Regions from separate parts of the Homo sapiens genome. Here region 1 is linked to region 2. A link is a loop called in an ENCODE intact Hi-C map of the cell type or tissue named here. Cell type or tissue: heart right ventricle. All regions are shown on one strand. Each heading gives the region's core, and the rest is flanking DNA. Links, peaks and the distances in the headings are about the cores only. Region 1 overlaps PIWIL4-AS1 (PIWIL4 antisense RNA 1). Region 2 overlaps PIWIL4-AS1 (PIWIL4 antisense RNA 1).

Region 1 (9,850 bases), core at 2,806-6,805, 74 kb before region 2:
GACAGAGGATACAAAGTGTCCAAAAAGAAGGCTCAGATTACCCTCCAATGGGTCCACTATTTAGGATATGTCTTAACACCCGGAACCCGGCAAATATCCCCAGAAGGAGTGCAAGCTATATGTGGTTTGGCCGCGTGCACCACCCCCAGCCCCCACCCTGACCCACCTCCAAGCAGCAGCTTTGTTCCTTTTTGGGGATGGCCGGGCTTTGGAGAATATGAGTACCAAATTTTGGGCTCATAGCAAAGCCCCTATATGAAGCAACAAGGGGGCCTGAAAATGAGCTAATGGAATGGACCCCGGAAATGAGGAAAGCCTTTGCCAAGTTAAAACAGGTTCTCACCCAGGCTCCTGCTCTTGGTATCCCAGACCTAATTAAGGCCTTCTCCTTGTATGTAGCAGAGAAGAGGGGCATAGCTGTGGGAGTGCTAGCCCAGAAATTAGGATCAGAACCCAGACCAACCGCCTACTTCTCAAAAAAGTTGGACGGAGTGGCCTCAGGATGGCCAAGTTGCCTGCGGGCAATAGCAGCCACTGCTGTTAGTGGAGGAAGCCACTAAAATCACCCTAGGGCAACCACTGGAAGTTCTAACGCTCCATCAGGTAAAGTTAGTCTTAGAAATAAAGGGACACATCTGGATGACAGGGGAAATGTTAACTAAATACCAGCCCATGCTCCTAGACAATCCAGATATAACTCTTAAAACCTGCAACACTTTAAATCCAGCTTCATTGCTGCCCACAGGCCCAATAATTGATCATTCCTGTGAGCAGGTCATTGCACATACATATGTTAGCCAGCCTGATTTAAAAGATGAGGCTCTCCCAGATTCTGAAGCTGACCGGCTCACAGACGGCAGTAGTTCTTTGTCGAATGGGGAGCACAGAGCTGGATATGCAGCAGTAAATCATGACACAATTATTGAAGCCCAGCCAGTGCCCCCTGGCACATCAGCACAAAAGGCTAAAATCATTGATCTTACTCAAGCATTAATGTTGGGACAAGGGAAAAAACTTAACATCTATACAGATTCTAAATATGCATTCCTTGTGGTTCATGCTCATACCGCCATCAGGAAAGAAAGGGGATTACTTACTAGCAAGCACTCCCCTATAGAGCATGGACCTGAAATTCTGCAGCTATTGAAGGCAATACACCTGCCAAAGGCCATAGCTATCATTCATTGTAGGGGGCATCAAAGGGACTTAACCCCTATAGCACAAGGGAATGGAAAGGCTGACGGAAGCCAAAGCAAAAGCCCTCAGCGTGCAATCCCAACAGATCCTAGCACTGCTTCCTTTCTACAATTCCCCAGTAGAACCCAAATACACACCACAGGAAGAACAGCTAATAAAAAAAGCAAGGGAGACAAAAACAAGGATCCTGGTGGCATATGGAGCCAAAAATATATCTCCCTCAGGCAGCCCAGTGGAGAGTTATAAAAGCCCTGCATGACTCTTTCCATGTGGGGAGGGATGCGGCTCTGGCCATGGTAAACAAGTTCTTTACTGGGTTTAACTCAGCTTCAATGGCTAAGCAGGTCTGTCAAGCCTGCTCACTGTGTGCATTTAACAATCCAGGCATCAAAATGCCCCCTCTAATAAAACCAGTCCAAAGGAGGGGAACTTATCCAGGGGAAGACTGGCAGTTAGACGTCATCCATATGCCAGCTTGCAGAGGATACAAGCTTTTGTTAATACTAATAGATACTTTTAGGTTGGGTCAAAGGTTACCCCAGAAAAGGCTAATGAGGTTCTAAGGTCCTCTTAAAAGAAATAATTCCCCAGTTTGGGTTACCTCAGGGTCTCCAAAGTGATAATGGCTAATCCTTTATCTCCCAAATAACTCAAGGGGTTGCTAAGGCTCTTGGAATAAAATACTATTTACATTCAGCCTGGAGGCCCCAATCCTCTGGAAAAGTGGAAAGGGTTAACCAAACTCTAAAATAAGCACTAGCTAAACTATGTCAGGAAACATCAGAAACTTGGGTTAGCTTATTGCTCACAGCCCTTTTAAGAATTTGTAATACCCCTAGCTCAAAAATTAACAGAAGCCCATATAAAATGTTATACAGAAGGCCATTCTTAACTAATGATTTAATTATTGACCCAGAAAGAGTTGGTGTAATTAAATACCTAGTCAACCCAGAACAATTCCAGCGGGTTTACAAGAGTTTGGAATTCAAAGGCTCCTCACACTTGGAACTAACCAGCAACCCAAAATCAGGCCAGGAGATAGGGTACTTGTTAAAACATGGAATGAGGGATCACCTGCCCAACAATTACAACCCCAATAGAAGGGACTTTTTTCAGTAATACTGGCCACGTCTTCTGTGGTCAAAGTACTAGTATTAGATAGCTGGATACATCTTTCAAGGATCAAACCATCAATACCAGAAGCTCCAGACCAGGAACCTGAAGTTCCCATCAGCCAGTACACCTGTGAACCAGTGGAGGACCTGAAGTACCTGTTTAAAAGATAGCCAAAAGATAAGTAAATGCCTACCAACTTTCTTTGGTGTCTTTGTTGCATAGTTACTGTGGGCTGGAAAATAGTAGCCATTTTTATCTTTGCAGTTTAATTGCCTTCTTCCAAATAGATAAAAATCACTTCCTTTGTAATAATTAAACAGAATTTAAAAAATACATTTCTATGACAAATATTCCTGATGGCATAAGTATCCACCCCAAGGTTCCCATTAAATCTTTTAACCTAAAGTATTTCCTCTCACCTAGAGATCATCGAGCTGTGTGACAAGGGTGCCAGCCACTCCAGGTGAAGACACCACCCCAGGCCATCAAGGATCTTCCCTACCTTCACTAAACAGAGCAGGGTGAAAGTTGTGTGATCCCCAATAGGTAGGGACTACACCCCAAGTCAGCAGGAAGCAGTTACAGAAGAAAGACCATTGGTCCCTCTGCTTCCCATAAAGATTTATGGGGATCACAGCTTTCACGGGGGAGATGAGGCAAGAGAATAGGGCATGCAGGCAGGGTACTTGAGGCCAATCCACGCTGACTTCCTAGAACTGAATTAAATGAAAGCTCCTCAGCAATGACAGGAATGTGAATGGCTTTGTAACTTCTTCCTCTCCATTAATGCTATTTCCACTTTGTAACTTCACTTTCATCCTCTCCATTTACATAGATCACACACCAAGTAACATCCTCTCCATTTACAGTAGGGCGCATTCCGAGTCAATGACTCTGACTGCACTTCGTTCTCCTCATTTACATAGAACATTCGCCAAGTAACCAATGGGAAACCTCTAGAGTATTGAAACTCCAGAAAATTCCGTAAGTGGGGCTCTTGAGCGTCTACACTCGGGTCGCTCCCACACTGTGGCGTGTACTTTTATTCTCAATAAATTCCCGCTTTTGCTTTCCTCGTTCTGTTTGAGTGTTTTGTCCAATTCTTTGTTTGAGGCGCCAAGAACCTGGACACCTTCTACCAGTGACACTACCAATTTTTGATTCCATTAAAGATCACAGGTATTTTCTGAACATTTACCCTGTACCAGTCTTGCAGGGTCCAAACTCCTGTTAAAGAGCTTGTGGGCTAATGGAGGGAGCAGGCATGTGAACAAGCAAATTATGAAATAGCGTGCAGAGTACAGCAGTAGAGATGTATTCTAGGATCAGAGGTCACACAGAGGAGGGGTGCCTGATTAACTGTGCAGGGAGACAGGGAGGGAAATGTCTGAGGTGGGTCTGAGGTGAGAACAGTAGGGTTCAACAGAAGGATGAGGGAAGTGTGAAACAGTGTTCAGGGAATCATAAGCGGTTGGAACTCTAAACAGTCCTCACCTTACCTGGCTCACAGCAGGAGAGAGCCACGGGCAACTTTTCATGATTTATTTTTGATTTGCAGTGCATGGGACACACTGTCCCAAATTCCCCCTTGCCATTATTCAGTGAGTCTACTTTTAGCTAGTTTTGATCCTTGTTCAAAAACAGATACATATTTTAGGTTGTTGCTATTTGTTTATACTTGAATGGGGATAAATTCTATGTGCTTTATCAAGAGCTTTAGATATTTAAAGAGCAAGACAGTCTGAGTGCCCAGCGAGAAAGCCTGGTTATGTTCAGCTCCTCGGTCTCTCGCTCTGGTTAGCGCCAAACCTTGGCTCAATAAGGCCAGCTACTAATCACATACTTGAAAATTTACAAATATCCTGTTTTTAATGATGTTAACTTTGCTGTATTTGTTGTCAACTACATCTTATTTTTCTAGGATCATTAGTAAGAACTTAAGGCAAATATCAAGATGAATTGGCTAGTCTTAGTATTAGCCAGAAGTTGGTCTTTATCTATAATCTTTTTCTGTATTTTCAGATACAGTATTCTGAGAAAGACAAAGAAAAAAACTTTGTCTTATTCCCTCCTAAAAAAAAAAAAACGTACCTGGAAATGCACTAATTGTGCAGCAGTTCCTCCTTGGCTCAGCCCCAGATCCCCAGAGAAGACTGTGTGCCTGTCTCTATTAATTGCTTATGTTGTATGGGTTCCCAGGCCATTCTCAGCCATGCGCATACACGTTTTGTGCCTTGCCAGGTATTGTGTCCTATTGTTCTTGGAAAAATACTTTGTGCCTTTATTGTCCCGCCCAGAGGCAGAAAAGACACAAGGACTGCTAGAAGTCAGTTTGGTGATTCTATTACTCCACGTAATTGTGGAAGGTTCTGGGAACTGGAAAAGTAATCAAGGTAGCACTTCCATAAGATATTCAAAGGAAACCAAATATTGAAATTCTTGGGAGAAAGGAGTCTTGAGAAGCTTGAAATCTCAGCAAGTTTAAGTGTGTGAGAAGTGGCTACTAACAACATTGCCAGCTTCTGAGAGGCCTCTGGGAGGAGACTGTAAACAGGCTGTGGGGGTCTCTGGAGAAGGTCGTACATTTTGCTAATTACAAGTGAACTAGAACATGCATGAGATTTGATAGGAAGAATGCTGGGGTGTGAATGAAGTGAGTTGACTTTCAATAGAAGGTCGAGAGACTCAAGTCATTTATTAGGCCAAGGACAGTGAATGTTTGCTCTCAGCAGCTGTGTGCTGAGGAAGAGGCAGCAGGAGCAGGTGGGGAGAAGCAGCTTTGCCTCTCAAGAACCAAAAGAAGGTGCCAGAAAGTAGGGCAGACCTCTGAGCCGGCACACAAACTCCAAAATGGCTGCTGTTTACATCACACAAGCTCATTTTAGGAGGAATTATCTCAAAATTATTATACTCTGAATCCCAAGGAGAGTCCTTTTGAGGGTCTTAGTTATACCAGAGGGAAAATCAAGGTCCCCCAAAAGGACACTTCTTGGGGTTCAGAGTATGGGCAAGGCTTAATTGGAAGATCTTTAATCTAGTACTCAGCTCATATGGCCTGTGCTCACCCAGGGATCCCCAGTGATAGGCAGAAGATGGGGGCTGGTAGGGGGGAGGTATCCATCGTGGCATCTACTACTCCAGATTGGAGTTGCTGAGTTTGGAGAAGTTGCAACCATTATTTAGAACTCTTGGAGATATCACTGGAATACTAATGAAGAAGGCAAAGGAAATCCCTTAGGATAATTTCAGGGTTGTCTGTGAAGAACATAAACAATATGATAGATAATAGAGTGATAACATTTGAACTGATAATTTTTTAAAGTATATAATAGAAGAATATTTGCATAATATCTCTGGAGATTGGAGAGAAATGAAATGTGTCAAACAGAAGGAACTGGATATGATGTCAGCAGCCTTTCGTCCCACTGTTCTCTCCTCTCTAGACTGTCTTCCATTTGGCTGTCCAAGCAATAGCACTAAAATATAAACCTGGCCATGCCACTTCCTACATAAAGCCATTCAGAGACTGTAGTCACTTCCATTCAGGAAAATATTCACCCGCTTAGCACAACCCATGGGACCTCACTGATGTGATCCCTGCCTTCTCCAGCTTCAATTCTGTGCTCATTACCCACTCCCCGACTCCCTCCCCTGACCCTGTGACCCTTGACTCTGGTCCTACTGAACTGTTTACCTATAAAGAACATGTTCTTTAAAGACTGTACATTTGTACACACTGTTCCCTTGACCTGGAATACTTTTTTTTAGTTTTATTTTTCTTTCTTAAGTCATCAAGACTAAATCTAAGGGTCTTCTGGGAAGACCTACTCAAGCAGAATTAATTACTACACCCCTCCTTTCCCTACCTGCTCCTTCATGCACTCACTATAACCAATGTAGTTGGCCCTTATTAGCATTTGCAGGTTTAAATTCCAAATATTATCAAGCAAATGGAACATCCATTACATATAAAAATTTGGTAATTTTGTAGGACTCCAGTTTGGATTACATCTGCTGGGAGGTAGGTTTCTAGGAAGTGGTCAATAGTTGTTGAGGGAACTTAGTCAACCATCCAGCATCTGCCTCTCAGTGTGATTTGTCCTCTGTGCTTGTGGTCATGTGGGCAGCAATCTCATGGAGGGATGAAACACTTGGTTTACCCCTACAATGTTACCTAATTAACGCTGCACAAATATCTTCTCATTTAACCCCCACAAAATTGCTATGAGTGCTTATTACAATTCCCATTTTTAGAGGTAAGGAAATTGACACTTAAGAGATGAAATTTTCCCACATTTATACAGCTAGCAAGTGAAGTTAGGACTCAAACACAGATTCTAACCTGACAGAATGAAATAGAGAATAAGAGAACTCAAGTAGCACTGGTGATTTCGGAAGTTGGTGAAAAGGGATAAAGACTATGAAGACATTTTTAAAATGTGATTACTCTTAGCTTTTAAATGGTTTTGAATAAATTAAACAGTGGGGAAAATTGTTAGAGAAGAATTTGCAAATTCAGGAATTCTTGATGGTCTCATGACAAATTTTCTGGACACAGATCTTTAGGCACAGCCCTAAATGTTGAAAACCTATTCTTCTATGGCCTCCCATCACTAAACTTGAAAAGCAATCCACAGACTCCACGTCTTTGGGCAGAGTGGATCCCATTTCTTTCTTTTGTGTTTCTGGGCCACCGTGGTTGCCTGGTTCTCCTCCCGCCTCACTGGAGTCTCTTTCTCGGTCCCCTTTGCTGGTTCTTCCTTATCTCTCCAGCCTCTACATGCCAGAGTACTTAGGGCCTCCCTTGGTCTACTCTCTGTCTCTATATTCTTCTTTGATGATGTCTTATCCCAGTCTCCAGGCTTAATTTTTCCCTATATGCTGACAATGTCCGTGAACTCCAAACAGCAATATCCATGTAGATGATCTAATAGACGTCTCAAATGTGAAATGTCTCCAACGTTCTATCTTCTCCTTCAAACCTCATTTTCAGCTTTGTACAGCTTAGTTGATGACAACTCTATCCTTCCAGTTGCTTAGACAAAAACCCTGGAGTCTTCCTTAACTCCTTTCTTTCCCTTATGCTTCACATCCAATCTTCCAGGAAATTCTGTTAGCTCTAACTTCAACATCTCTGTAGAATATAGCCACTTTTCACCATTGCTACCCTAGATCAAATAAACCTCATGTCTCTCCTGGACTATACAAGCACATCCTAATTCATTTTCTTTTTTTCAACACTTGCCACAAACCCACAAACCCACAAACCCTACTGTCTATTCTCAAAACAGCAGTCAAAGTGGTGCTTTCAAAACATAGATCATGTCACTTCTTTGTTCAAAAACCTCTTAAGACCTCCATTGTTAAAAATCGCCATATTTCTCAGAGTAGAAGCCAAAGTCCTTACATCAACTTATAAGGTCCTATGTGATTTTTGCACCCCACATCCTTGCCTACTGATATATCATATATTATTTATTTAGTAGGCTTATCGTCTCTCTTCTCTTCTAAAGACAGCAAGGATTTTGCTCTGTTTTATTTACTGTGTGTCTCCCACCTAGGAGACATTGGATACTCAAAAAGTATTTGTCTAACATTACAGCAGGATGTCGTGAAGTCTGGTCCTTAAAGCATGTATATGATTCTGGACTTCTATCATATGTGTTATGAATACCTTCACTGAAGTGAGTAAGGTGCAAGAAAATGTGAGAAATAATTTAAGAACAGCATCATTGTCACAGGCTCTTTTGTGATACTGGTTTCCCAAATGGAAAGCTCATTCTTAATGAAATTTTTTTTCAAATGTGACATCTTTCCAAATTAGTCAGAGAAAACAAACTGACCTCATGCCAATTTTACTTTCGAATGTCAATAGAAAATCACCAGTCTGCTGCTTTAAATAGTGGGAGGAGTCAGTAATTGCCTGGGGACCCGAGGGAACAGCATTAGGTGGTGGTGACAACAGATATTGTCTGTCACCAAGACTATTGATGGAAGACTAAATTCATCAAGATCTGAGTAAAAATTTCTAAGCCCTTTTCTCTTTTCTTAAAAATAACCCAATTTTTCTTTATAGTGCTTTAGAGTTGGCCACAAGCAGAGGTAAGTTTTGTTTTACACAGTAAATATCTTCCCCAAAAAGCTGCAGATCAACATTCCCTAAATTCATGAATGTAGAATGCATGAGGAGAGCTTACTCTTCAAAGGACCCTGAGAGGGGGTTTGGGGGGCAAAGAGAGCTCCTGCTGTGTGCTGGGCTGTGCAGAGCCCCAGTTCTCCCATTTCTAAGGAGCCTCCTCACCCCTTCCGTAAAACGGGTTCATGGTATCTAACTCATAGGGTTATTGAGAAGATTATCTGGATATATATGAAAATGATGTATAAAGTATAAAGTGATGTCTAAATATTGGTCTATGACTAAGCAGAAAAACATTTTCATAAATCAAAGCACTCCTCTGTAATAATGGGAGTAAATATGTAAATATGGGAAATAATCCTCCTATAATTTTTCCACCTTGGAAGTCTGGATTTTTCACATACCAAGCTGGGTCAGATTTCTGTTATCATTGTTGCATTCTTGTTCTTTAATCACTCTTGCAAAAAACCACTTGTACCCCCAAAGCTATTGAAATAATTTTTAAGAGAACTTTTAAAAAGTAAATAAATAAAAATAATCACCCTATCAGCTATGAAAACTGAAAATGTGCCTAGTCAGTTCATCATCTTGCTTCATTGGTCAATTCAAAGATCAGGTATTTCAGGTCAACAATTCCTTTGATGATTTTCTGAACTGCCCAAGGCCTTCACCAAATTGCTTAAGTAGGCCAGAGTTATGAATTGAGGTATGCCCTCCAAAAAGATATGTTGAGACCTAACCCTCAGTACCTGTAAGCGTGACCATATTGGAAATAAGATCTTTGCAGATGTAATTAAGTTAAGATGAGGTCATTAGGGTGGGTCCTAATCAAATATGACTGGCGTCCTTATAAGAAGAGAAGAGACACAAACTCCGATATACACAGAAGGAAGACAATGTGAAGACACATGGGGGAAACACCATGTGGTGACAGAGGCAGAGATGGGAGTGAAGTGTCCACAAGCCAAGGGATGCCAAGCCTCGCTGGCTACACTGGAAGCTAAGAGAAAGCACGGAACTGATCCTCTGCTAGAGCCATTCTAGAGAGCACAGCCTTGCTTTTAGATTTGCTTTTAGACCTTGATTCTAGACTTCTGCCTCCAGAAGCAAGAGAGAACAAATTCTGTGTTTAACCACTCAGTTTGTGGGACTTTGTTACAGCAGCCCTAGTAAACTAACATAACCAGTTAGCTATCCATGTGCACATTTGAGGCAGGCCTGGTTACTGTGATGGAGACTATGGCTTATGTCTCTACATTTGATCAATGAACTGCCGAGTCCCTGGTCCTGGTGGAAGACCTATGTAACCTTGAAGTGAGCAGTTTGGGGTGAATGTTCCTGAGTGAGCAGGTTTCCATCTTCTTTTCATATAATAACTGACTAGCAGTTAACTTCCATATA
Region 2 (9,850 bases), core at 2,329-6,328:
GATGTCCCACTTGCTGCATTCACAGATGTGATGAATCAGTCATGTTCAATTACTCAATCACTTTCATTTGAGAACCTGCTACATGCAGAGCGTTATCAAGATCTCTTTGTAATATGGGCAAGAGTTTGGCCATGAGTTGTAATCAGCCCAGGTACAGTTTGCATATAGAGAGATTCTTCAGGCTGGCCTTCTCAGTGGTGGCCAATGGAGTGGGAATGATCTTTTTACGAAAGCCAAGAGCCCTTGTAACTGTGCCTTTCTATTATAGTTTTCAAAAGGAAAAGGAAAATTGGTCTCCATGGTCCCTCTTGGCTCTGAAGTGTTCTTTTAAAATAATATTTATTGCATACCTTTTTGAGATTACAAAAGCAATACATGTTCATTGTTGAAAATGCAGAAAATTACAAGGAAGATAAAAAGTAGTCATAATTCTAATACAATGAAAACTGCTTCTAACTTATTAGTTCAAGTTTTTTTAGTCATTTTTTAGGCAAATAGAAGAGTGTGTATCTTTTAAATAAAATTGAGATCCCACTATATCCTGCCCTGAAATTCTAGGAGTCTATAAACTATGCACAACTAAATAGTAAATTTCTTGCTCAAAGCCTGGCATACAATAGTCATTCCACAAATATTTGTTAACTGAATGGTGAGGAAAACCTGGTTTGTGGGCTTGAGCAACTTCACACTCAGGCCATACCCAAATCTAGACAACGAGCTTTGTGTGCCAAAGGAATGAAATGAGCTAGAAACTGACCACTTTCCTTCAAGAAAGCTTCTCTTCACAAAGAGAACATCAGTGGTAATTCAAATCCCTTTTTTATATTCATTATTTATTTCAGGAGATTGCTTCCATTTGATCTGAAAGCTATACATACAAGGGGCTAGAAGCATGGACCTCAGTGAAAAATGGACTTTGGAGGAAGGAGCCTGGTTATCCCATGCTGGAATTCATCATTTTGCCAGCACCAGAGCGGGTAAGGCCGTTTTTGATGTCCCTGATAGCATGGTACTCTTCAGCTTCTGCACCTCATTATGTCAATCCACTGTACTCAGTACGTGCCCACGCTGTTTGTCTTTTCAAAAGCAGCTGAGTGGAGAGGAGAGGGAATGGACTTTGAAGTCAGACAGACCTGGGTTCAGATACCGAATTCACTATTTACAAGTTTTATGGCCTTGAGAAAATCTGTCATTCCCTGGGCTCTAACATGAGAGTAAGAATGCCCACTTTGCAGTGTTATGATGAGGACCATCAGCTGTCATGTAATGAGCTCTTGCCCTGGCCAGGTGGGAAGCTGGTCAGACATCTTTGAGCACCTAACATGTGTTAGGCACTCTGTTCCTGTTTTGCTCATTTCTCCTCTCAGCAGCCTGTAAACATTCAAGTTGAGGATAAAGCAACCAATATAAACAGAGTAGGCCAGCTCTTTCCCTTCTTTATGATTATCCAATTAATGTGACTCAGCATTAAATGATGGAGATATTGTTACTTTCCTGGAGCAGAGCATACAAATATAAGAACCATACCCTGACACAGAGCTGTGGTCCTCTGTCAGGTCTAAGAGTCCGCTCCCTCCTCCATCCCTCAAATCTGATAGAGACCTACTTTGATGGTAGGAGCCATTCTATAGATGGACGATGAAAGGTTGTTGAGGTTAATGCACTCACAGATGTTTTCACAAGGATATGTCTCCCATTTGTTTGTTGTTTATTCATTTATTCAACAAATATTATTGAGTATCTATTTTATGCCAAGCACTAGTAATACAAGAACGAGAGCAAGATAGACATAGAGAACAACAGACTATACTCTCTGATGTGCCCACCTCTAAAACAGGGTAACTTATATGGCAACAAACATTTGCAGACCTTCTGCACTACACCAGGGTATGTCTTCCAACCAAGACTGCTTCACACAATGAGATAGTCGCCAAAGGGAAGACAGGAAGCTTTGAGAGAGGAAATTTGGATGCATTCCACCCAAAAACCAACTGTCATTTGTTCCTGTGCACTGTCATACTGTCATTCCAGCCTCTTTTTAGAAGTTCTTAAGCCAGCATCTCTTCACACCCCATGGAAAAAAACTAAACCTCCCTAGTTCAACACACAGCCCTTCCAGATCTGACCTCTGCCTGCCCCTCTAGATTCATCTCCTGCTGCCCATCACTAATAGCAACCCCCTCCTTCTCACTGTATCAGCCTCTTCCTGGATCCCTGAATACATCCTGCCCTCACATGCCTGTGAACCTTTGCAAAGGCTGCTATTATCATCTCTCTTCCACTTGGCCAGTTCCTACTCATCTTTGAAGCTTCTGCTTAAGTCATCTGTTCTGGGATCTCTTCCTGCCACCACCTCCTACCAACCCCCATCCTGGTCTGAAGGAGAGTCTCTCCTCCCTCCTCAGTGCTGCCATAGCCTCTGCAGATTCCCATGTCACAGCACGTATCATCACACTGTATTGTGCTTGCCTGAATCCTGAACAGCCTGTGTGCTTCTTGAGACAGATGCCTTGTTTTATTCATCTTTGTACCCCTTTCACTGTTGCATGGCAAATTCATGGTGTATATTTGATGGCTGGCTGGCTGTGTGGCTGGATGAATGAATGAATGAATGAATGACAGTTGGGACCACATCCTCTGAATATCTCTGCCTTCATTGAAAACCTTTTTTGGCTGTGGGAACCTATCTGATTATACAACTGCTTCTGGCACCACCACATCACTTCACCTTGCTTTCAGCACACCTATAGCATTTGATTCAATGACCCTAGGCTTGTTACCAAAGCCTAAAGGCAGAGGAGAGAAAGAAAGTGTGGTTTTCCCACTGATGCTTGGTGCTTTTGTAACCTAGGCAATAGAATCATCCACCAGAGAATTTTAGAACTGAAAGAAGCCTTAGGGATCACTGTAACAAAGGGGTGGCTAAAAACTCCATACTGTGACCATCTCCAAGCTCTGTCTTATCCTTCTGTGAGTTTACCATGTCATCTATCTGCAATCTTTGGGGCAAGGCTGGAACATAGGAAGGGAAGCCAGACCTGTGTCTAGGTTTGCCTAAAGAGAAGGTACTGCTTTTGGGTAAGTGACGAGCTTCTGGGGCTGAGGGAAAAGCTTAGTTCTGGTAGGCAACAGATACCATAATATCTGGTTCCAGTTCAGATAATCAGTCTATATCCTGCAAATATGAAGGCATCCAAGACAAAGCAGGGCAGTGTTGTGGTGAAGTGGGTGAAGCACAGTCACCCACTGTCAGTGGGTGAAGCACAGACACAAGGAATCAGTGTGGCTGAAATCTGTAAATCCTTGTGGGCAGCTGATACTAAGGTGGTTCTCAGAGGCCTGGGATGAGATCCAAGAAAGGTGCAGGTCCTCAGAGGACAGAGTCAGGTGCCAAAATGAGAACCTCGTGAGGTGTTGAAGTAGGATGAGGATACTGGCACTCGGAGAGGAAGTGTAATGTGCCAGAGCTAAGTCAGAAATGGACGAATTATAGAAAAATATTTTAACCATTTATTAGATATATAATATTGCCAGATGTTACACTAAGCCTTTTTTGTATAGATATAGACTATCTCAATTAATTCTCACAACAGCTTTATTCTGAGTTCATGAATGAAAAAATTGGCCTGAAGAGGCTGAGAAACTTGTACGACATCATTCAGCTCACAAATGGCAGAGCTGGAATTTAAACTGAGATCAGTCCAATCCTAGCCACCATAGGCTTCTGTCCCTCCAATTCCCTCTCCAACACTCCCTACTCTGCCTTCACAGCTTAAGGCTCTGGTGGTCCATTTACAAACTTGTATTGCTGGTTATTTGCTTGTCACAGTTAAAATGAAAACTAGCCCTGAGCAGGGCCAGAAAATAAACAGTGCTGTTGTAACATGTGCATTCTCATCCAAGCTCACAGCAGGGCTCTCCCCTACAGCCATCTCAGCTCATGCATAGCCAAGGCCTTGACCCACCTGCTTCAAAGCATCTTTCCTCGACACTCCATTTCCCTACCTCACCTCTCCCCACCACTGGCTAGTGCCAGCTATTCTATCTCTGAGGCTCAATATGGGCTGGTGGGGTTTGCATTTCTAGTGGAGTACCAGAGAAAGCCCTGGAGTGTCCAAACCTTGGGGTTTTGTTGTTGGCTTCCTGCAGTCCACAGAGAATTGCATTATCTTCCAGGGAGTCTCTGTCATCCTGTTGAGTCATAGGCCTTGAGGCAGATCCACACAACATCTGCCCTTCTATTATCCTCAGAGCATCTCGGGCTGCAATTGGGTAGGAGAGCTTCCAGGAAGCTAGCTGTGAACCCAGGATGTTTGGGGGTGATAAGGAGTTTCTGAAGGGAAGTCCCTCTTCCACTCCTGCTTCTGACACTCCTAAAAATATTCCCAGTGATCTGGGCCACTGGGTTTTCAAACTCATTTTAAAGGTCTGGAGCACATTTTCCAAAAGAAATCACATGCAGTCCCTGACATATGAAACAAAAGGGAGACAGTGTTTGGCCACTGTCGCATTTCTGACTGTTGCATTACAAGTTGATTGGGCTGTTCGGCCACCAGCCATATCAAGTATGTGGGGATTTGGTACGGAAGAGGAGTTCCTTCTCAGCAAATCTATAAAATATTTCTTCTTCCTCTTATAGATGTGCTCACTCAGCTGTTTGGGAATCCTGCTGTCTGTCATCCATGCTTCCCAGGGAACTCAACCTGCTTAAGCTCCTCTTTAGGGGAGAGGCAGGAAGTCTGGGAAACACGGCCTGGCAGCGTGGGCCAGGTGCGTCATAGAAATTCAGTGGTACTGTTCCCATTATGGTTATATAAACAGGAAGGAGCAGATTTCCTTTCTGAAGCCTCTCAGGGTCAGGGAGAGTTTTAACACTGGTCAAGGAGGAAGGAGGCAACTTTTCCTGACAGCAGTCTGTGTGCCAAACATTGCCATGTACATGATTTCATTGCATTCAAACCCTTATTGAAATCTTGTGAAGTAGTTAGTCTTATCTCCATTTTGCAGATGAGAAAACTGAGTCTTGCAAAGGCAAACTAACTAAGCCCAGCTCAGACAGCAGATTCACACTCAGGTCTTCATACTCCAGAGCTGCGTTCTATCCATTTTACTCCTGTCTGTCAGTTTCTAAGGACAACATTACTCTGCATCTCCACCTTTCTGAGAAGTTTGATCCTTTTTGTCTATTTTTCTTGCGTACTCTGTAGTGAACAGATGCATATAATGGAATCCATTATCTGTGATCTCCTACTGGCACTTGTTTCAATTAGTTCCTTAAAGTCTCTCATCTGTTTCAACTGTCGTTTTACAGAGAAGAGCACAGTATAAGCAGATTAGGACACTTATTAAAGATTAGTGGCAAAAACAGGGCTACAGCAAGGTCTCCTGCTTCTCTTTCTACCACCCACACTATGCTGACTGCTAAGGCAATAGCATCTTGGGAAAACCACTTTTCTGTGAAAGAAGAGAAGCCTCTGTGTGGTCCAAGAAGACTCGATTTGCAGCTCTGAAAGAAGCAATTCCCCCTCAGGCCTCTGCCTTAGATGCTGGGTTGGAAATATAAGATCATGGTCTCTGCATTTCAGCAGAAACTCACATTTATCCTACAGATTTTGTTTTTTAATAGTTTAGTCATAGATTTCAATTGCAGCAAATGTTTTTGTCCTTAATCTTAACACTGGGTATTTTGTCTGATTTCACTCAATAGATCTGAGTGTAAGTCGGAAGTGTATGATTTTCCTCTGCAGGGACCTTTTCTTGTATGTATTTTTGGAATCGTTCTTTATTCTGACTCATGTCCAAGTACACCTTCTAGTAGCTTCTTGGCTCAGCCAGATTTTATTTCCTTTGATATGATATTGAGTGAAGATTCTTTTAAATCTTCCTCTCTGGACTATACTTGGTAACAGGAATCTGGTGGGGAACGCAGTGCAGGAATGGGACAAATTTAATTTATTTATATATTTCCCAAAACACCTTGCTTTTGTTGATAGCACCTCCTGCATTGATATTTGGAATTTTTAGAGGACACATTTGGCATTTTTACCAAAATGAACCATTGGCTTCCTGTCAGAGTTAATTTCATTTCATCTCTTGGTCGCTGGCCTTGAGGCAGATCCATACAACATCTGTATTGTTTCTGCTTAGGATAATGATTTTTTTAGGTGAGATATGGTTAATTATTCTTCCTATGGAGCCCACTCCTGTCTTCTGGAAATTACGAAACAAAGTAGTTACCTGAGGCCTGATTTTCATTTAGGGAAAATAAAACAGCTGTGTTTTCTTTTTCCTTTTCATCAAGTCTTATAAAGAAGTGGAGCTGTGCTAAAAGGAAAGACTATTAAATCCTAGAGAACAAGAAATGCCCATTGGGCCAATTCAGCCTGGGAGCTAATGCTTCAACCAATCAATTGCAAATTTCATTTTGATGAAACCTTACTGATAGGCATGTGTTTGTCCTATCTGTTGGCTTGTCCTAGGAGGTGCAGATAAGAGACAAGGATAACAGAAGAGAGTCATGCTGAGCTCAGGCAGCCTTAGCCCCTCTTCCCTCTAAATCAGTCCTGCCCATGCTCCCCTGGGAGAGGAGGGGAGGAGGAGCGGGTATTGCTTCCCCGCTCTGCTCTGCTGTTAACTAGCAGAGGGCCTCCAGGAGAGAGAAGGCTACCTGCAGAGAAGATGATCAAAGGGCAATACCAGGAAGGAGAGGAAGGCAGAGAGATGACTCAGCTCAGCTCACTTCTTTCTGTCTTTCATGCTTGAAATTGGTGATTTCCTTGGGGGCTGGGGATGGGAAGGCCATACACACATCCTAGTGGGCCCTAGCTACTGTCTTAACTTGTTATTATGGCATTTGTGCAGCTCTTTCTTGCAAAGAGAATTAATAGCATCATTTGGCTGGATAAAGTTTCTCCCCATGTGGCATTTAGCCCCTCACCCATCTCTTGGAGAAAGAAGCATATCTGTGTGAGACTCCGTCTCTTCCTCTTCTGAACACCATCAAGTAGCTATGTAACCCCTGGGGGCCCCTTGAGTGAGAACAGCCTGTAAAGGCCCTCCTGTGGTCTGCTCCTCCAAGTAGAGCCTGCAGTCAAAGCAGACCCTGCCACCTCTGCAGCAGAGGCTGGGCAGGGGCTTGATGGCATTCCCAGACTGCTACAGGGCAGGTTCCCGGCTTACAGCTGGAGTCCCTGCACACTAAGCAGAATATCTGTGATGGGCATTGTACCCCCAAAAAAGTATGTAGAGTGTGCTCTTAGCTCTAGAAATGCAGCTAAGATTTCCTTTGATCCTGGCATTATGTCCAGTGTTGCTATATAACCATACCTCATTTACTGAGGAACGAGGGAGCTGATTGAGTTTTCCAGATAACTGAAGCGTTATGTGTTACCCTTTAAACACTTAAATTTTGTTTAAGATTTTACTGTTTTCTAATGGTTGATAAGACTTTTCTTCTATGACTTTTTAATATACTTTCTTGCCTTCCTAAACAGAAAACAGTCATACCCCAGCTTATGTTTGGGAGTGGAGCAAAATTTCATTTAGAAATTTTTGCCTTTAATCTGGAATCCATAATAATAATATCCAACTTGTTTAAACAATTCGTATACACATTTGAATATGCCTTAAAAATTCCTACTAGGACACATAAGAAGTTGTGGATGGTTTTTAGTTTGCGGATGGAGATTAGGAGAGGACAGGAAAGGAGACTTTTATTTTTCAGTTTATACTCATCTATACCAAATGTTTTTTCCTTTACAGCAAACACATTTTATTTGTTTATATTATAAAAATAAAATTAAAACATTTACAATAATATAAGGAAAGAAAGAACATTAGAGTTAGGAGTTGGGTTCCCAGGCCAGCTCCCAAAAGCCCATCAACTCACGATATATCATGGCAATAGTAACAGTGACCATTAGACACCAGGCCCCTGTATAATCTGTTTCTATGGTAAACTTCCTCTTGAGCTCCAGAAATATTTCCACCTTGTCGTTTCCTCCCCATACGTCCCACCTCTAATAAATATGCTTCCCTAGAAACAGGGGCAGGGACTCCCTCTTGCTGTCTGCTGGGGCCATGGCAGCAGGAGGCCCACCTGCCACCTGGGATGAAAAGGAGAGCAATCTGGCATGCTCTAGCCCTCTATGTGGGAAGAAAATGAACATTTATTTATGTATGTATGTATTTTGAGACGAAATCTCACTCTGTCACCCAGGCTGGAGTGCAATGGCACAATCTCTGCTCACTGCAACCTCTGCCTCACGGGTTCAAGCGATTCTCCTGCTTCAGCCTCCTGAGTAGCTGGGATTACAGGCACCTGCCTCCACACCCAGCTAATTTTTGTATTTTTAGTAGAGATGGAGTTTCACCATGTTGGCCAGGCTGCTTTTGAACTCCTGACCTCAGGTGATCCACCTGCCTCTGCCTCCCAAAGTGTTGTGATTACAGGCATGAGCCACCATTCCCAGCCAGAAAATGAATATTTATTATGTACCTATGTGTGCTAGACACTGTGCCTGGTCTGTCTCATACCTTACCTATTTCGCTGCTCCTAACAATCCAGTGAGGTATGTATTATTGTTAGGAAACTGAAAATGCCTGCCACCCAATATTCACAGAGCTGAGATGCAAATCCGTAAACTTGTGCACTGTTTATTATAACTCAGTGACACTCCAGCAGAACCATTTCTTTATAAGAGACCTATAAAAGTCAAGTGTGGGTAGGCACTTTGGACATTGCCCTGAGATTCAATAAGGTCTGTCATGGAATCCCTTATTAGAAGGGCACTGATCATCTCTGTGTCTGCAGTGCCTTGCACAGCGCTGGAAGCATGGTAAATTCCCAATAAATGTTTGTTTAATTAATATGAAACATTATTGTTGGCTCTATTCTACTTCCTAAGATAGAAAATTGGAATCATTGACTTTAGAGAATTTTCAACAGCAAATACTGAAACAAGAGAAATGTTTTCTCATTAACCCTCAGTTGATTAGGAAATTCAAATAACTAAAATGTTGTAAGGATAGTTCCTAGTTTACAAGTCATCCATTTATATGAACAAATTGAAGGCAAGTCCATTGTGAGAACAGTTTGGCAGGCTCCAGAACCTAATCACCCTGTGGAGCACTGGCAACGCTCTTCATAGGGGTAAACCTGTTGCCAGCTCCAAGTAACCAGCCTTCAAGCCAACTCTTGGAATGCAAACTAAAAGTTGGAGACAACGAACATTCCTCTAATGTAAACATACTCTGTGGTTAATATCTTCTTTTAGTAACTCAAAATTGTTAAGGGATAAAAAGAGTCCATTTGTGTCAGCTGTAAAGGAGCATGGCATCCAATAATAACTAATGTTTATTTGACTTTTACAGTGTGACACTCTCTCTCCTAGGGGCTCCAAGTGCATTAGTTTATTGCACTCTCACCACATTGGTATGCTAGGTATGATTATTATCTCCATGTTTACACAAAGCTAAGGCTGAAAGAAATTAAGTTACTAGCTAGTATTGGAACAGGTATTAGAACCCAGGTCTGGCTGATCCCAAGGCCTTCTATAGGTCACCTCTCTTGAGACACAAATGTTATTTGCTTGATTCTATGGGAAACCAGAGGAGACTGATTCTGCAGACAGCCCATCTGAGCCCATCCACTCATAAGATCAGCAGGTCAAAACCTGCTGTTAGGATCTAGGACTGATAATTGGAATTGGCAATGGCAAAGCCATTCTTGACCTTGACAAGAGCTACTCTGGCAGAGTGAGGTAGAAACCTATTTAGGCTGCTTGTAAGAGCAAAATGGAGAATGGGTGCTATCAGTGTAGACAATTATTTTAATGAATTTTGTTGTAAA

The links. Peaks named below come from ENCODE experiments on the same cell type or tissue, not always from the same donor. Only the 100,000 strongest peaks of a DNase experiment are listed, where the experiment ranks them.
Region 1: a loop joins it to region 2, with 2.7 times the contacts of the local background. A loop is called at or near these places in 10 of 110 quality-filtered maps.

Annotation. Positions count from the first base shown.
Region 1 is chr11:94,654,076-94,663,925 of GRCh38, forward strand. The region is part of intron 4 of PIWIL4-AS1 (PIWIL4 antisense RNA 1); the gene reads right to left. It overlaps LINC02700 (long intergenic non-protein coding RNA 2700), which reads left to right. Exons shown (of 6, transcript NR_187352.1): 6 at 1-3,393. Among named protein-coding and RNA genes, the nearest start is that of LINC02700, 21 kb to the left of the region's middle. RefSeq lists an enhancer at 2,354-3,290. In heart right ventricle, for the core only: no CTCF peak of the experiment used is centred there; a DNase peak (open chromatin) is centred at 4,466; H3K27ac peaks cover 1,646 bases.
Region 2 is chr11:94,728,079-94,737,928 of GRCh38, forward strand. All of the region lies in intron 1 of PIWIL4-AS1 (PIWIL4 antisense RNA 1), which reads right to left. It also overlaps a transcript of AMOTL1 not described here. Among named protein-coding and RNA genes, the nearest start is that of PIWIL4-AS1, 7.4 kb to the right of the region's middle. RefSeq lists an enhancer at 6,276-6,948. In heart right ventricle, for the core only: no CTCF peak of the experiment used is centred there; DNase peaks (open chromatin) are centred at 3,940 and 4,763; H3K27ac peaks cover 3,426 bases.